2 separate regions of the Homo sapiens genome follow, and region 2 is linked to region 1. Evidence: chromatin loops called from intact Hi-C (ENCODE). Cell type or tissue: endothelial cell of umbilical vein. All regions are shown on one strand.

Region 1 (8,000 bases):
TCTACTCATTAGTCTGTCATCTGGCCCAAAGAATTAAAACATTCAATACACACACCCACACACAAAAGGCATCTTTGAACTCTTACACTTATACAAATGGCTATTCCACGGAAATAAAAGATAAAAATGCTCACCTTTCTGAAAATCTCTCATAAATCACTATAATTTACTGAAAAGGTTTGTTTTTAAGGTTTTACACTTGAATTTCATGGAAGAGCAGTCAAGTGTAATTGACTTAAAGCAACAGTTTGACAAAAGTGATAATTTGAAAGAAAAGTGATAACAGTATAACCGATTGGCTGATGTCAAAGGCCAGAGCCAAGCTGGAAAACTAAAAGACTCCCGAATCTAAGTATTTTGACCAAAAGCAGGTAAGATTATTTCGTAAATTCTCTAATTATTCATTTACTCAATAACTATTCATAGCCCACTATGTGATGAAGGTGGTTCCTGGTGCTGCAAATGCAATGGGTAACAAGCAGATGTGTTGCTAGCCCCCTGGAGCTTCCAGCCTATAGAGGAACTCCACCACTCACATCTTTCCCACGTCTGTAAACATTTCTTGACATGCAACACATATGGGCACCAACCCCAGCCCACTCTTCTTCTGCCTGCAGCTCTCTCCTTTCCTTTCACCAACTCCAGCCACAGAGGTGGTCCTCTGTCCCTCAGGTATGCAAGGCTCAGTCCTGCTCCAGGGCCTTTGCACTTGCCCTTCCCTCTGCCTAAGCCACTCTTCTTTCAGATCTCCAAAATCATAGGCTTCTTCCCCCTCATTCAACTCTCAGCTCAGACCCCTCCACCCCAGAGAGGCTTCTCAGGCCACTTGATGTAAAACAGCAGCCCACATCCTGTCCCATTCTGCCATGCAACCCTGATTGCTTTCTTTCACAGCACTTAGCACTATCTAGTCACCATCACTTATTGTATCTTTGCTTCTTATCCATCTCCTTCGCTGAGATTATAGCAGGGTCTGTCTGTCCTGTGCAGTGCCATAATTTAGTCCCTAGAAAGTTGTCTGGAATATTAACAGATGCCCAATAAACACCTATTTCAGAAAAAATACAGACAACGTTAGCAGTTTTGTATCACAACAGTACCAAATAAAAGGCAAGAGAATGCCTTAAATTCTAAGAGGAGTTTGGACCATTTAAACTATATATATATATATATATATATATATATATATATATATATATATATATATTATATGTATGTATATATTTTAAAAGATTATGATAGCTTACACTAGTCCTAAAAGCCCTCAAAAATAAGCATAATGAAAATACTGAAGCTCAACATTGGCTAATGTTCAAGCTTTATAATGTATTAGGCTCAATTTCTAGCATTAGCATTACTTTTACAATTTATTCTTTTTCAAGAGCATGCTGACGAGACCCCAATTTTTTTGTTTTAAAGAAAAGCAAGAGCTAAGTATGTTTTAAAAGCATCCATCCCCTTAAAAGTTATTAACCCCATCATAAACTGTAAAATCTGTAACCATATTATACTAACATTAAAATATAAGATACTGGTGATAATCTACAGAAGGCAGGGATTTGAGTGCCTAATGGCAACCGAATTTTATGAAACATAAACTACCCTCATCTTCAATTTAATCAAAGGTACAAGCTGCCTCTCTACGTTCAAAAATATTTAAACACTTAAGAATTTTTCCTCAGATTATTCTTTAAAATGTGTATCTGTTCCTTCTTTTCTTTTGTTAAAACAAAGAGCCAAGTTGTTACCCAAGGAATAATGACTTTAGTTACTGACCATCATGGCTCCCACTTCACAGCAAAGATGCCAAAGACTCTTATGGATTACTGTGAAGTTATATAGAAGCAAACAGTGTATGCTGGGGAGAAGGCACACTTATTTCCTGGAAGGTGATATAAAGAAACAAATGACTACTGCCTTTAGGCCTTTGGGAATAACCAAATCCACTTAAAAACCTCAAAAACTAATGCTTTACAATTTCATAGCAAATTATTAGAAACAACCTACATATATCACAATGAAGAGATTAAATAAATTATGGTCCATCCCTAATGGAGTACTCAGCAGCTGTTAGAGAATGAGGCAGATTCTCTTAGATACCAATGGAGACTGCCATGATTTAGTACTCTGGGGAGGGAAGCGGGGCAGGGGGAGCTGGTGCACAGTATACAATGGGTCCTCATCTTTAGGAATACAAACAAAAAGAACACGTACAGAATGTTTACATGAGCATAGGCTATGTCTGGAAAGACATACACAAGGAGCCAGTAGCTGTGGAACATGATGGGAGAGAGGTATACTCCGTATCTTTTATATCTATTGAATCTTCTCCAGTGTGAATAGATTACCTGCTGCACAATTAATGTAAGAAAAATGCACACTATTACCAACATATTTGTCAAGGATGACCATTCAGAAGCAAATTTTTCAAAAATCACAAAAGTTTTGCTCCTTCAACAGCAGAGTCCCTGATTCTCATTCCCCAGAAGAGAATACAAGTCTCCACTAATCAAGAGGCTTGCTAGTGATCTCACTCACCTATTACAAAGCAAAGAAGTCTCAATTCAATTCTTGAAGAGGAAATAGCTGCTCCGATCACCTTGGGAACACATCATATATTTAAATTGAGCTTGCAACTAACTCCCTAATGAAGTTTCCAAATGAACAGTTGCCCCCGACTATAAAGCATAAAGTCAACGTAGAAGACAACTAAAAGAATGGTCTCGTGTTTTTAAAAAACACATTATACTTAGGCTTCCTTTTCTCTGCCAGGCTTAGACAAGAAACTCTCTGGTAACAGTGAAATGTAATTTCAGATCTGTGACAAAATAATCATGTAAGGGGAAGGGCAAGTAGCATTCGCGCTGAAAAAACTCCTTGGTTTTTCCACTTGTGAAAAGGAAAGGTTTGCCTTAAATTTAATTTCTGTACCATTTCTGGACCCCTGCCTAAACGATACTACTATATCACATTAATCTTACTTCAAGCAAATACTTTTTAAAATTAAAAACTAATCTGAAACTGAACAGGAATCGGAAGACAAACTTTAAACTGAAACTTTTCTGTTGAAAGAATGTATCTTTTAAAGACACATAAAAAGAAATGCAAAGAACCGATTTCCATATAAATGCCACTCAATAACAATACAGGTTATAACAATATTTGACTGCATTAAACATTCAAAAAGGAACACAAAGATACCCAACTGCAAATAAAAGACCTCATATATTTTTGGTAGCGGAATGTGGGGGGTGGGGGGCAAAAATCACATTAATTCAGATTAATCATGTAAATTCAGAACACGTGATGTGCAGTTTTGTGTCGCTCAGAACTCCTGAATCCAGCTTTGTGCTTTTACACAACATAACAGAAATGGCATCTTTCACAAAGCCTAACTTTGACCTCCAACACTTTAACTTTGGGTTTAACCAGTACACCACCTTCGGAAGTTAGCACATAAAAATACAGGTAAGTCAAATGCACTACGGATACAGAAAGGACGAGGAACAGGTTTAAAGGGGAGTTGAAGCAGAGGGGCACGAAATCACCTGGCAGGTCACCTCTCCGAAGGAAAAACATTTCAAGCTCCCTCCCATCCCCCAGGTAACCTCTGGCCTCAGAACTCACTGCCCTGCGTGGGGCAGAAGTTCTGGGCGCTGGAGTCCGCGTCCCCCAGGACACGAGGGTGACCCAAGGGCGCGCGGAGAGCGGCGGGACCCGGAGCGGCGCTCTCCGGGGTCACTCCCCTAGGACGCTCCGCAGAGCTGGGAGCGCTGCCCCACCCCGCCCGGGCCGCCCCTGGGGACCCCGCTCGGGGCTCCGCGGCTCCCCTGCTCCGCGCCGCGCCCACCCGCCCCCAGGACTCACGGTACGCTCCCGCGCCGCTATCTTGCCATCCCCTGCCGCCGGCTCTGTAGCCTCGGCCGCCGCCCCGGGGCTGCCCAGATCCCACAGCCGCCCGGGGGCAGGAGCCGCCAAGGAGGGGGCCGGGCACAATGCGCCGCCGCCTCCGCAGCCGCCGTCTCGCCTCCCCTGTGTCGGCGCGAGGCTGCTTGAGGCGGCCACGGGCGAAGGGCGGCCCGCTGCGCTCCGCGAACCCCGCGGGCCGCCGCCGCCGCCAGAGCCTCCCAGAGGCAACGGTAACGGCCACCGCCACGGCCGAGTCGCTCCAGCCGGGACTGCGGCGCGCGGGGGCGGCGCCTGCACGCCGCTCGGCTGGGGGCGCAGCGGGCCCGGCCCCGCCCCTGACCCGCCCCTGCCCCCGGCCCCGGCCCCGCCCCAACCCGCGCGCCCCCGCCGATCCCCGGCCGCGCGCCCGCGCGCGCGGGTGCTCCAAGGAGTCGGAGGAACGCGGCCGCGCGACGGGCCCCGGACGCCGAGGGTGGTGCTTCCTCCGAGCCTCCGGTGGTGAGGCCGCTCTCAGAAGGTCATGGAAGCGCAGGGGAGAGCGAGGCGGCCGAGCCCAGGCAAATCCTCGAGAAAGGCCGAGTGCGCGACGGCTCTGCGGGGAGGACCGCGCCTCCCCGAATGCGGCCGCTGCTGCCGCTGCAAACAGTGCCTTGAGGAGAGGAAAGCGGGGAACCGTGTTTTCGCCGCCTCTGTAACCACTGCACACAAGAAAACCAGCTTCTGGGAGAGGGGGATGATTGTTGGGACTTTGCGAATTACCTAAACAGCCCAGGGCCGAGGCGCCGCCGCTCGCGTCCTGGTCCTCCTGCCGGGTGTGGGGCTCCCCTGCCCGAGATGGCCAGCGGGCGCGCCGAGAGTATCCTGGAGCCATCTAGTCTTGCCTCGGAGGCGGGGTGGGCTTATTTGTGCGGAGAAGAAACGGATCTCTTAATGGGGTGAGATTTTTCCTCCGTACATTGTTCCCATTTCCGCAGTTTCACTTGGCCTCGGTTTTCTAGCAGAGTAATCACCAAATGAAATTAGCTGGAGAGCGTTTGATGGCGCAGAATCACGGTCTGAAGATGTTTACGCTGTATGCCGGACGCGTTTGATGGTGTTCTCTTCGGCACAATTAATTTTGCAAAGTTCAGAAATGTGCCAGACAGAGCCCCTGGCACGCAGTCAGGACTCTACAGACACACCTTGAGTAGGAAACAGGCTTGTTTGTTTCATCTGTGATTTATGTGATGCACCAGCACCAAGGCCAACGTGTTTTTTAAAGACCTTTCGATGAAACTCCAAAGCAATTTATAAATTGGCAAAATGAAGCTTGTTTTGTAAAATAACTCTTCCTTGTTGATCATGTAATTAAATGGGCAACAAAACACCTGAAAGGACATTTACTGAAAAGTAGACTCCCAAAACAAAAATATGTATTTCACAGCTAGATACGGTCGCTATTAGCGTCCTAATGGCCAACTCCATCCATGTGCGTATTTTGAACACTAAAAACGCCTCCTGTTACCCCTAAGACCTTGTTTGGATAACATTTTTCTATTATAAGTACTCGAAACCAACCCCATTTAAGATGTTTACCCTTATTCTTGAGTCCTTGATGGTTTGGGAAATTTATCATTATTCATATTGCACAATCCTGTCACTGTCTTTTCCATTAGGCACAGTGCCTAAGGTCCACAATATTTTTAGAGGCCCACAAAAAATATTTTAATTTCTTTTCAAATCAGAAGGAAAAAAAATTTAGGTTTAAGAAAGTATTTTAATATATATTAATATATTTGTTTTTGTGCTAATACAATCTTAAAATGTATGTATATATGTGTGTGTGTATATGTATATATATTTTAATGGAGTAAGGGGCTCAACGAAGGCAAAAAGGCCTAGAGCCCAAGAAAAACATGATGTGGCCCTGTTGCCTGGGGTTGAAAAATCCCATTCCATGAGAAGAATTTAGTTTTAAGAATATTACATAAAATGCTCATTTCTGTGGCCTTGCTATAATAGAAAGATGGAGATTCAGAGTAGTGATAATGGCTAACATCCACCTGATACACACCATGTGTCCATTACCTCTTAATCCTCACAGCACACCTGTGAAATAGGTACTATTCTCACACTTAGGGGGTAATGCAGGTTTTGTGGGGCCTGCAATTTATGCAATTTGGGTGGTCCTCTTAAAGAAAAAGCAAATACTGTGTATTAGTCCGTTCTCACACTGCTATAAAGAACTGCGCGAGACTGGGTAATTTATAAAGGAAAGAGGTTTAATTGACTCACAGTTCCACATGGCTGGGGAGACCTCAGGAAACTTAACAATCGTGGTGGAAGGAGAAGCAAGTACCTTCTTCACAAGGAAGCGGAAAGAATTGTGAGCGGAGGAACTTGCCAAACACAAAACCGTCAGATCGCGTGAGAATTCAGTTACTATCACGAGAACAACACGGGAAAACTGTCCCCATAATCAAGTCATTTCTCTCCCTAACAAGTGAGGATTACAATTCAAGATGAGGTTTGGGTAGGAACACAAAGCCTGACCCTATCCCACAGCATGTCCAGGCTGCCCTAGCACCACCCAATAGAAGGGAAAATGGCAGAGGGAAAGTCCTAGTGGAAAGAGACCTCAGTCTCAGCTAATTGTGGTGACAATATATTGCTTTTGCAAATTGTACATAAACATATGACCAGGTGAATGTATCGCCAAGGCTCCTGCCAAGGCCTGGGATGGAGGCCTAGAGAAGATGCCCGAAAGTTTATGCTGTGTGAGCTTCACAGAAGACCTGCCTTCCATGTATACCCATTTTACAGGTAAGAAATTTAGGGATTTGCCACAGCTTCTAAGGAACACCACATTCCTTACACCATACTGAGGTACAATTTGAAGAGTTGCGGTATACGCACTGTTTCGTGAGGAAAAACGGAGTTTCTGTAACAAAGCAAGAGCTTTAAAAATATGTTAGCAATATTTGACCAGGCCATAACCCAGCTTGGGGCACCTGACTGCTGTCTGTGCTGTCAAGAATAAATTTTTCTTATCTGTTGTATAAAAATCTGAATTAATCCATATGGACTCCTGAAGGAATTTCAGCTCAATTTCAAGTCTCATGGATTGAGACTATTTTTACTTACTTTGTCATAGACCAGTCTGTGTTGTAAATTCTAATTTATATAATATTTACTTTTTGCAATTTCATGAAGTGTTGCAAAATAAGTATCAGAACAAGAACGTACTTTGTTTGATGCTTATATTGCATAATACAACGAGCCTTATCTCCATAAGTGTTTGTTGAATAAATAAAATAATGAAACAGAGTAAGTCACAAAACTGAAGTAAAAGTGTAGGTTTTGTCACAAGCTAAAATTGAATGGGACTGAAGTAGCAAAATGTTGAGCTGTAAGTACTTGCTGGATAAGCAGAATTGACTTCTTAGTTAATTATTTTGTGCTAAACGTCTGTGATCTTCTTCCCAGCTACTGGCTCTTCTTTCTGTTTTTGTTTTGATAATTTATTTTCTTTTTTGTAAATGCTATTGCATTTGAAATGCATCATTATATAATAATGTTTAAATGAAACAAAAATCATAGTCACACCTGTAATGAAAGTTCTGGAAATGAAACGCTTTGTTTTTTGAACAGATCAATTACTCACAGAAACAGCAACCTTGAGTTGATGGTGGTTTTTTCATTAAATCACCTACATCTTGACCCTTAAACAGGCTTCTCTATGTGTGATCTAATATATATAGTGTTTATCAGTCAGCAGGAGAAGATATGGCTGTGTTCCTGGAATAAATTTTGGAAGCAAAAAAAAAAACATTCTACAAATTAAGCATAGTTTATTAACCGGTGAATAATTGAAATGAGTGAAACTTTTTTTCATTTTAAGCCTGACTGATAAATGTAGACTTAAATTGGTTTATTTTTGAGCACAGTGTTGGACAAGATTCAAAACTTTAATTATATCCCTGTAACATGAAGACATTTGAGAGTAATCAGATAATTTTCTCTAGATTTTATGTTCTTTACCCAAAGTGGTTTGGAATGCTATTTGAGAGACATGAAAAATATGACAAAGACCATCAAAAATAGTATCTGCT
Region 2 (8,000 bases), 230 kb after region 1:
TCAATTATAGTCTTGGTCTTTCTTCTGATATGCAACATATTTACCTTCTTTCCCCCTCAAATTGTGGTTGCAAATGTTTTTAATTTGCTTTTTAAAATATATATCTTATATCTTTTATGTGTTTTTTTAACCCTTTCTTCTTGGCTAATCATTTTAAAGTCCTTTTTTCTTATCAATATATATCTTTCAGCTATTTCTTTCTTCTGTTTTTTAAAAAATTCACACTTCTTTTGTAGATTTCTGGTTTTCTTAAAATGGTAATAGCAAACACTTCTACGAGCTCTTAATATGTTGTCATTAATCATTTACCACAATGCTCTGAAGTAAGCACTATTATTATCCCCACTTTAAAGATGAAAACATTGAAGCACAGAAAAGTTAAGTAACTTGCCCTAAGTTATACAGACAGAGTATGGTGAAGCCAGACTCTAACCAGGAGTTGGATTCCAGTGCCTATGCTCTTAACTATTGGGGTATGGAGTCTGCCTCTTTAGATTGTCAAGTGAAATATTTTGGTTCCTGTTTTTGTAGCTTCTTTTTAATTTTCTCTTTCAAAGCCTTTTTCATTTTCAAAGGCTTTGAGCGTTCTGTCAGTTATACCATTATGCATCACTTTCTGAAGGGAATGCGTTCTGAGAAACATTGTTAGGTGATATTGTATGAGCATCATGGAGTGTACTTACACAAACCTAGACAGTAGAGTCTACCACAGGCCTACTCTACCTGTTATAGCCTATTGCTCCTAGGATACAAAGCTGTACAGCATCTTGCTGTGCAGAATACTGGAGGCAACTGTAACATAATGGTAAGTATTTGTGTATCTAAATATAGAAAGGTACAGTAAAAATACAGTATAAGAGATAAAGAGTGCTACATCTATACAGGGCACTTAACATGCATGGAGCTTGCAGGACTGGAAGTTGCCCTGGGTGAGTCAGTGAGTGAGTGATGAATAAATGTAAAGGCTTAGGATATTATTGTACACTACTGGAGACTTTATAAACATGATACACTTAGCCTTCACTAAATTCATGAAAAAGAAAGTAATTGTGGTATGACATTATGATGCCTATAAAATTGCTAGGCATTAGGAAATTTTCAGCTCCAATATAATCTTATAGGACCACCCTTGTATATGTGGTCTGTCATTTAATGAAACATTGATATGCAGTGCATGAATGTATTATTCTTTATCAAATTACTTCTTCTTGCTAACTCCTTTATCATCATGAAAATGTTTTTTCTTTCTAAGCCTCCTGGAACTTGTGAATGGGATTTTATAAGGCAGTCTTTGCATATTGCTTAAGTTCAGGGTCTTGAGACAGGAAGATTATCCTATTTTATCTGAGTGGGACCTAAATACAATCATATGTATCCTTAAAAGAGAGGAAGAGGGAGATTTGACACATACATGCAGGGCAAAGCAATGTGAAGACAGAGCAGAGAGAGATTTGGAGATGCTGACTTTGTAGTTTGGAGTGATTTGGCCACAAGCCAAGGAATGTTGGCAGCTACTAGAAGCTGGAAGAGGCAAGAAACAGATTCTCCCCAAGAGCATCCAGAGGCAGGGAAGCCCTGCGGACACCACCTAGTGTTGGTGTTGATTCTACCCAGGGATACTGATTTCAGACTCCTGGACTCCAGAACTGTGAGAAAATAAATTTCTGATCTTTTAAGCCACACAGTTTGTAGTAATTTGTTATACCAGCCATAGGAAATGAATTCGCCCCTCCTCTACTAGCTGCACTATTAAAACCTACTTCTTGTTGCCTTCTTTTCATGAAGAAGAGAGATAATTTTGTTCTTTCATTTAAAAAAATATTGATTATAAGCCTACTGTGTGCTAGTCTCTGGGCATAAACATGTGAAATAGACAATGTCTTTATTCTGACAGAGCTTGGGTCAATGTTGAGCAGTGCTGAGTAGGGTAATGTCAAACAAAATGCAATAAATTATGTGTTATGAGACTGAGAAAGGATATGGGGTCACACAGGAGGGGTATGAACTTGAAAGGACTAAGGGTGGCTTCCTCGAGGAGGTGGCATTTAAACTGAGACCTACACAAAAAGTAACTGTGAGCCAGGCAAAGAGTGGTGGTGTTCCAGACACAGGCAATAGCACGTGCAAAGGCAGTGGTCAGTTCATCTCTTAGGTCCTTTGCACCTCAAGACACCCTTTTTTCCTTCAGTTAATTCATAAAGCTTATAACGTATTTTCTTCTTAACCTGTGCTTAGTAGCACAGGTTAAGCTACTTTAGCTATTTTCAGGTCCCTAATCTGAAAATTTGAAATTCAAAGTGCTTCAAAATCCACAACTTTTTGAGCATCAACATGATGCTACAAGTGGAAAATTTCACATGTAAATAACACAAACTTTGTATTGTACATACATTTTATATAAAATTACCTTCAGGCTATGTGTACCAGGTGTATATAAAACAAGTGAATTTTGTGTTTAGACTTGGATTCTTTCCCCAAGATATCTCATTATGTACAGGCAAATATTCCAAAATCTGAAAAAAAGCCAAAGTCTGAAATAACTTCTAGTCTTGAACATTTTGGATGAGGGATACTCACCTGTATTTTATTCATGTTTACTAACAATCCAATGATAAAAGGTAATTTAAAAGTAACCAGTTTCCTTGCATTTTCTTCTTATATCTATCAGTAGATCAGCAGCTGAGAGTTGCAGATGGGAGATTTAGTTTCCATTTCCTTCTCACACACACCCACATTCATAAAGTGGCCTCCCCACAGTTGATGAGTTTCCTGATATTAATAGAATACATGGGGCATAACAAACATGAACTTACTTGCAGAAGTATACAGTGTGGCCAGAATGAATGTCACACTTACTCTCACCCAACCCCTAAATATGACTTTCAGAAACTGACTTAATTTTCAATGTTTCTAAAGACCCAGGAAAGCCACTGGGTAATTTTTCTGTCTCAATGAAAAAGGTATCAGCCACCTCTAAAACTCATGACTTCACCATTCTGCTAGATTGTTAACTCATTGTGGGCAGGAATTGACTTACTCAATTTCCTTCATATCTGGCCCTGGCTCTTGGGCCAGAAACCGCACACAGGAGTTGAAGAAAAACTGTGTATCAACAATTTTTTTCTTGTCTTTATCAAAAGAGAAGCTCATGTTTGGTTCTATGTCCCACAAAGCTCTTAGTTAATAGGGGTCCTTTACCAATGTCAACTAAGATATTTGAAAGTTTGTTCACTATCTTCATCAACATCCACTATGATTAGTTTTATGTTTAAAGAGCAACATCAAAAATGTGGATACTAAACCTTGTGTGAGCTTTGAACTTGCCAATCAGCTTTGAAGGTCAGAGGAAGTAGTTTGATAATAATGAGATCAAGAATTAAAAAATATTTTTAAGCTTTCTCTCAGAATTGAAGGCAGTAGGGGAGGGATACAGAAGTTCCGGAAATGGCTGACTGTGTAGACAAGATGGTGTGGTTTCAGAGTACAGCTGAATATATACAGCCAACCCCTTTTTTCCTCCTCCATTTAACAAACATTTGGTTGGCTGAGTTATAGAGCTTCCAGCTCTGCTTCAGAAGGTCTTTGTTTATCTTTGCAAGGACAATTAAGTGGCAGGAATGTGTAATATAGTGAAGCACTGCCAACACAAACAGTTCTCTTAAAACGTTATGTAGAAGTGGCTATTGTTGCTGGTGCTTCTGCAAGAGGCAGAAACCACTTGCTAATAGCTTAATTCTATTTCTCTGCAGACAAGCTGATCCTATTGCAGAAGAGGGACTATGTGGTCTGCTGGTTAGAGAGATGTACTGGAAGCCAGAATGGGCCCATATTTTACAACATAGCTGAGTAACTGACTCACTCTGTAACCCAGGGTTACATCTCTCAATCTCATGAGGCTTGTTGTCCATCCAGCTGGAAAATTTGGTAAGATGTTAGGCTGGACTGAAAATCATTTGTGGTGCAGCTGAGTTGCTTTTCCACAGGGACAGGATGAGACTGACAGGCCTGACTGAATAACAAAGCCCCGTGGACTGTGATTGGTAAAGGTAAGCCTCGCAAGATGCAAAGGGAGTCCAGGATGGTGAGAATATTCTATGAAGGACAGAGTCTTCTTTGCTGAATCAACAAATGCGTACTTCTAGTCTCTGTCCCCATTCAGCCTCACTCAGTAATCATATTTCTCTGTGAAATAGATATTGCCTGGATCAAGATCCCCAGCTCACCACTACAGAGTGACCGGGCTTAGGAAGGACAGTATTCTTCAGTTTCTGATATCTTCTTTGCTACAAGGATCTGCAAAGTTGGCAGATTTTAGGGTCAGGCTAGCTATGCTGATACAGGGATGAGCTGAGGAGAAGAGGAGCAAGCCATTTGCCTGCTTTCCAAAGTGGAAAGAGTTTACAAAAAACACATGCGCCTAAACGTAAAGATGATTGATTGAAAACTGGTAGGTTCAAAGAGAAAACAATTTGAGGAAGGGAATGTTTCTCCTCATAGGAAATTGACAGTTGGTGTTGCCTTTGGGTTTGTAAAGACACTAGAAGGTGTTCTAAGGATGGTGGCTTCCGATCCAGGGTCTGGAATTTATAATATTTTGGTAGGGCAGGATTGGCCTTTGAAGGTGAGACTTCAGCTAAAACCTACAAAAGTCCCAATAGGTGATATGTACTTTACTCTTCACCATCAAGGGAATTTCCAAAGAGCCTGGGAAACTGATAATTTTGCTTGAATTGGCTCTTGCATTCACAAGGCCAATAATGGTTGGTTTGTGTTTAAAGTACCTTTTGGCTAGGCTAAACCTAAACAGGTCAAAGGAGAATTATTTTGGAGCAAATGCAACATTAAGTGGGGGCCAAAAATCATAGGACAGCTGTGGATATTTGTTGTGAGAACTGTCGTTTACAATCTGCAGGCACCAACTGACAGAGTTGCGCATATTTATCTCCTCATCTTATCACAGATGAAAACTGTCATCTCTATAAGAGTGCCTAAAAAGGCACTGTGTACCGATGTGAAATCTGGCCTCTGGTTGCAGGACCTCATTCAATGTTTGAAGCCCTTTATGTCCACCATAGGAAGGGTATTTGGTTCTACCATTACTTTTAAAGAATCAAGAGGAAAACATTGCCAGCATCCTGGAATAATAAAAATTAAGAATGAGACTAAGAGGATAAATTCAGAGGAAGCCAAAGGAATAAATCCTTAAAAGTAGTATTTTGAGCCTAACTTACTTTATTAGAGAGATTGGGATGGCATTAGAGGACTTCCTAAGAAGCCTGCACTCACATAACTGACAGTCACCTGCCACTCACTCATTGATTTAGCAAGTTTTCATTTATTGCCATCTACTTGCATAGCACTGCCATAGGCACTGCACAGGATTTGAAGATGACAGACAGCATGGCAATCTGAAATGCATAAGGTTTGAACATATGCATAAAGTATCTATGATGCATGATTATATATACATATATAATATTATATATAACTTAGTGTATATACAGACTAAGGAATTCAGAGCAATATGTTATGAGCATTTTGTTCTTAAAAAGAGAGATTTAAATGAGATATTTTTAAAAAGATTTATTTAAATGATATTAAAGTGGAAAGACTAGAGAAATAACATTCATGACAAAAAGAATAGCATAAATAAGAGGGCAGAGGGCTGGGAATGCAAGATATGTTGGATAGATAGTTGGTTCTATGTACAGGAAGATCCATTAGGGAAATGTGAGACACAGGATTTGTAAGAAGCTTTGAATAATAGACTTCCTCCTATAGGCAATGGGAATAATTGAGTGTTTGAGTCATTCATTGATTAATTCAACTACCATTGATGGAGTACCTTACATGTCTCAGATCCTTTGCTAGGCTTTGGACACGTTTTTAAAAAAGCAAAAATGTGTCCCTGCCTTCAATGCACTTATGTTCTAGTAGAAAAACATTTTGTAAACAAATAATTGGTCAAAAGTGGTATAATAGAGGTATACCTTTGATATGGTTTGGCTGTGTCCCCACCCAAATCTCATCTTGTAGCTCCCATAATTCCCACAAGTCGTGGGAGGGACCTGGTGGGGGATTATTGAATCATGGGGTTGGGTCTTTCCCATGCTGTTCTTGGGATAGTGAATAAGATCTGATGGTTTTATAAAGGTTTTCTGATGGTTTTCTTCACCTTCTACCATGATTGTGAGGCTTCCCCAGCCATATGGAACTTGAGGCCATTAAACCTCTTTCCTTTATAAATTACCATGTCTCAGGTATGTCTCTATTAGTAGCATGAGAACAGACTAATACAGTTAATTGGCACCAGGTAGTGGGGTGCTTCTGTAAAGATATCCAAAAATGTGAAAGTGGATTTGGAACTTGGTAACAGGCAGAGGTTGGAACAGTTTGGAGGGCTCAGAAGACAGAGAGATGTGGGAAAGTTTGGAACCTCCTAGTGACTTGTTGAATGACTTTGACCAAAATGCTAATAGTGATATGGACAATAAAGTCCAGGCTGAGGTGGTCTCACAAGAAGATGAGGAACTTTTTGGGAACTAGAGCAAAGGTGACTCTTGCTGTTATTTAGCAAAGAGACTGGTGGTATTCTAACCCTGCCCTAGAGATTTGTGGAACTTTGAACTTGAGGGAGATGATTTAGGGCAACTGGTGGAAGAAATTTCTAAGCAGCAAAGCATTCAAGAGGTGACTTGTGTGCTGTTAAAAGCATTCAGTTTTATGTATTCACCAAGATATGGTTTGGAATTGGAACTTATGTTTAAAAGGGAAGCAGAGCATAAAAGTTCAGAAAATTTGCAGCCTGACAATACTATAGAAAAGAATAACCCATTTTCTGTGGAGAAATTCAAGCAGGCTGCAGAAATTTGCAAAAGTAACAAGGAGCCAAATGTTACTTACCAAGACAATGGGGAAAATGTCTCCAGGGCGTCAAAGACCTTCACAGCAGCCCCTCTCATTACAGGCCCAGAGGCCTAGGAGGAAAAAAATGGTTTCATAGGCCAGGCCCAAGGCCCTCCTACTCTTGCAGCCTAGGGATTTGAGGCCCTGCCTCCCAGGTGCTCCAGCTGTGGCAAAAAGGGGCCAAGATACAGCTCAAGCCATGACTTCAAGCCATGACTTCAGAGGGTGCAAGACCCAAGCCTTGGCAGCTTCCACATGGTGTTGAGCTTGTGAGTGTGCAGAAGTCAAGAATTGAGGTTTGGGAACCCTTGCCTAGATTTCAGAGGATGCATGGAAATGCCTGGATGTCCAGGCATAAGTTGGCTGCAGGGGTGGAACCCTCACGGAGAACCTCTGTAGGGCAGTGTGGAAGGGAAATGTGGGGTAGGAGCCTCCACAGTGAGTCCCCACTGGGGCACTGCCTAGTGGAGCTGTGAGAAGAGGGCCTTCATCCTCCAGACCCAAGAATGGTAGATCCACCAACAGCTTGCACTGCGTGCCTGAAAATGCCACAGAGGCTCAATGCCAGCCCATGAAAGCAGCTGGGAGGGAGGCTATACCCTGAAAATCCATCAGGGTCAGAGCTGCCCAAGACCGTGGGAACCCACCTCTTGCATCAGCGTGACCCGGATGTGAGACATGGAGTCAAATGAGATCATTTTGGAGCTTTAAGATTTGACTGCTGTGTTGGATTTTGGACTTGCATGGGGCCTGTAGCCCCTTTGTTTTGGCCAGTTTCTCCCATATGGAATGGGTGTATTTACCCAATGCATGCATCCCCATTTATCTAGGAAGTAACTAACTTGCTTTCGATTTTACAGGCTCACAGACAGAAGGCACTTGCCTTGTCTCAGATTATACTTTGGACTGTGGACTTTTGAGTTAATGTTGAAATGGGTTAAGACTTTGGGGGATTGTTGGGAAGGCATGATTGGTTTTGAAACGTGAGGACATGAAATTTGGGAGGGGCCAGGTGTGGAATGATATGGTTTGGCTGTGCCCCACCCAAATCTCATCTTGAATTGTAGCTCCCATAATTCCCACCTATTGTGGGA

The links. Hi-C counts contacts between places; a loop is a spot of excess contacts. Peaks named below come from ENCODE experiments on the same cell type or tissue, not always from the same donor. Only the 100,000 strongest peaks of a DNase experiment are listed, where the experiment ranks them.
Region 2: it touches region 1 in a loop (7-fold over the local background); 10 of 110 quality-filtered maps call a loop at or near these places.

What each region holds. Positions count from the first base shown.
Region 1 is chr5:38,552,467-38,560,466 of GRCh38, forward strand. LIFR (LIF receptor subunit alpha) reads right to left here and starts at 4,180. Exons shown (of 20, transcript NM_001127671.2): 1 at 3,868-4,180. LIFR-AS1 (LIFR antisense RNA 1) reads left to right here and starts at 4,320. Exons shown (of 9, transcript NR_103554.1): 1 at 4,320-6,711. MIR3650 (microRNA 3650) reads right to left here and starts at 5,095; the gene lies at 5,036-5,095. RefSeq lists enhancers at 4,321-5,104, 4,457-4,566. In endothelial cell of umbilical vein, no CTCF peak of the experiment used is centred here; DNase peaks (open chromatin) are centred at 4,735 and 4,835; H3K4me3 peaks cover 2,717 bases; H3K27ac peaks cover 808 bases.
Region 2 is chr5:38,779,601-38,787,600 of GRCh38, forward strand. The region is part of intron 2 of OSMR-DT (OSMR divergent transcript); the gene reads right to left. LOC107986414 (a long non-coding RNA gene) reads left to right here and starts at 3,695. Exons shown (of 2, transcript XR_007058740.1): 1 at 3,695-3,924. In endothelial cell of umbilical vein, no CTCF peak of the experiment used is centred here; DNase peaks (open chromatin) are centred at 1,501 and 3,601; H3K27ac peaks cover 1,169 bases.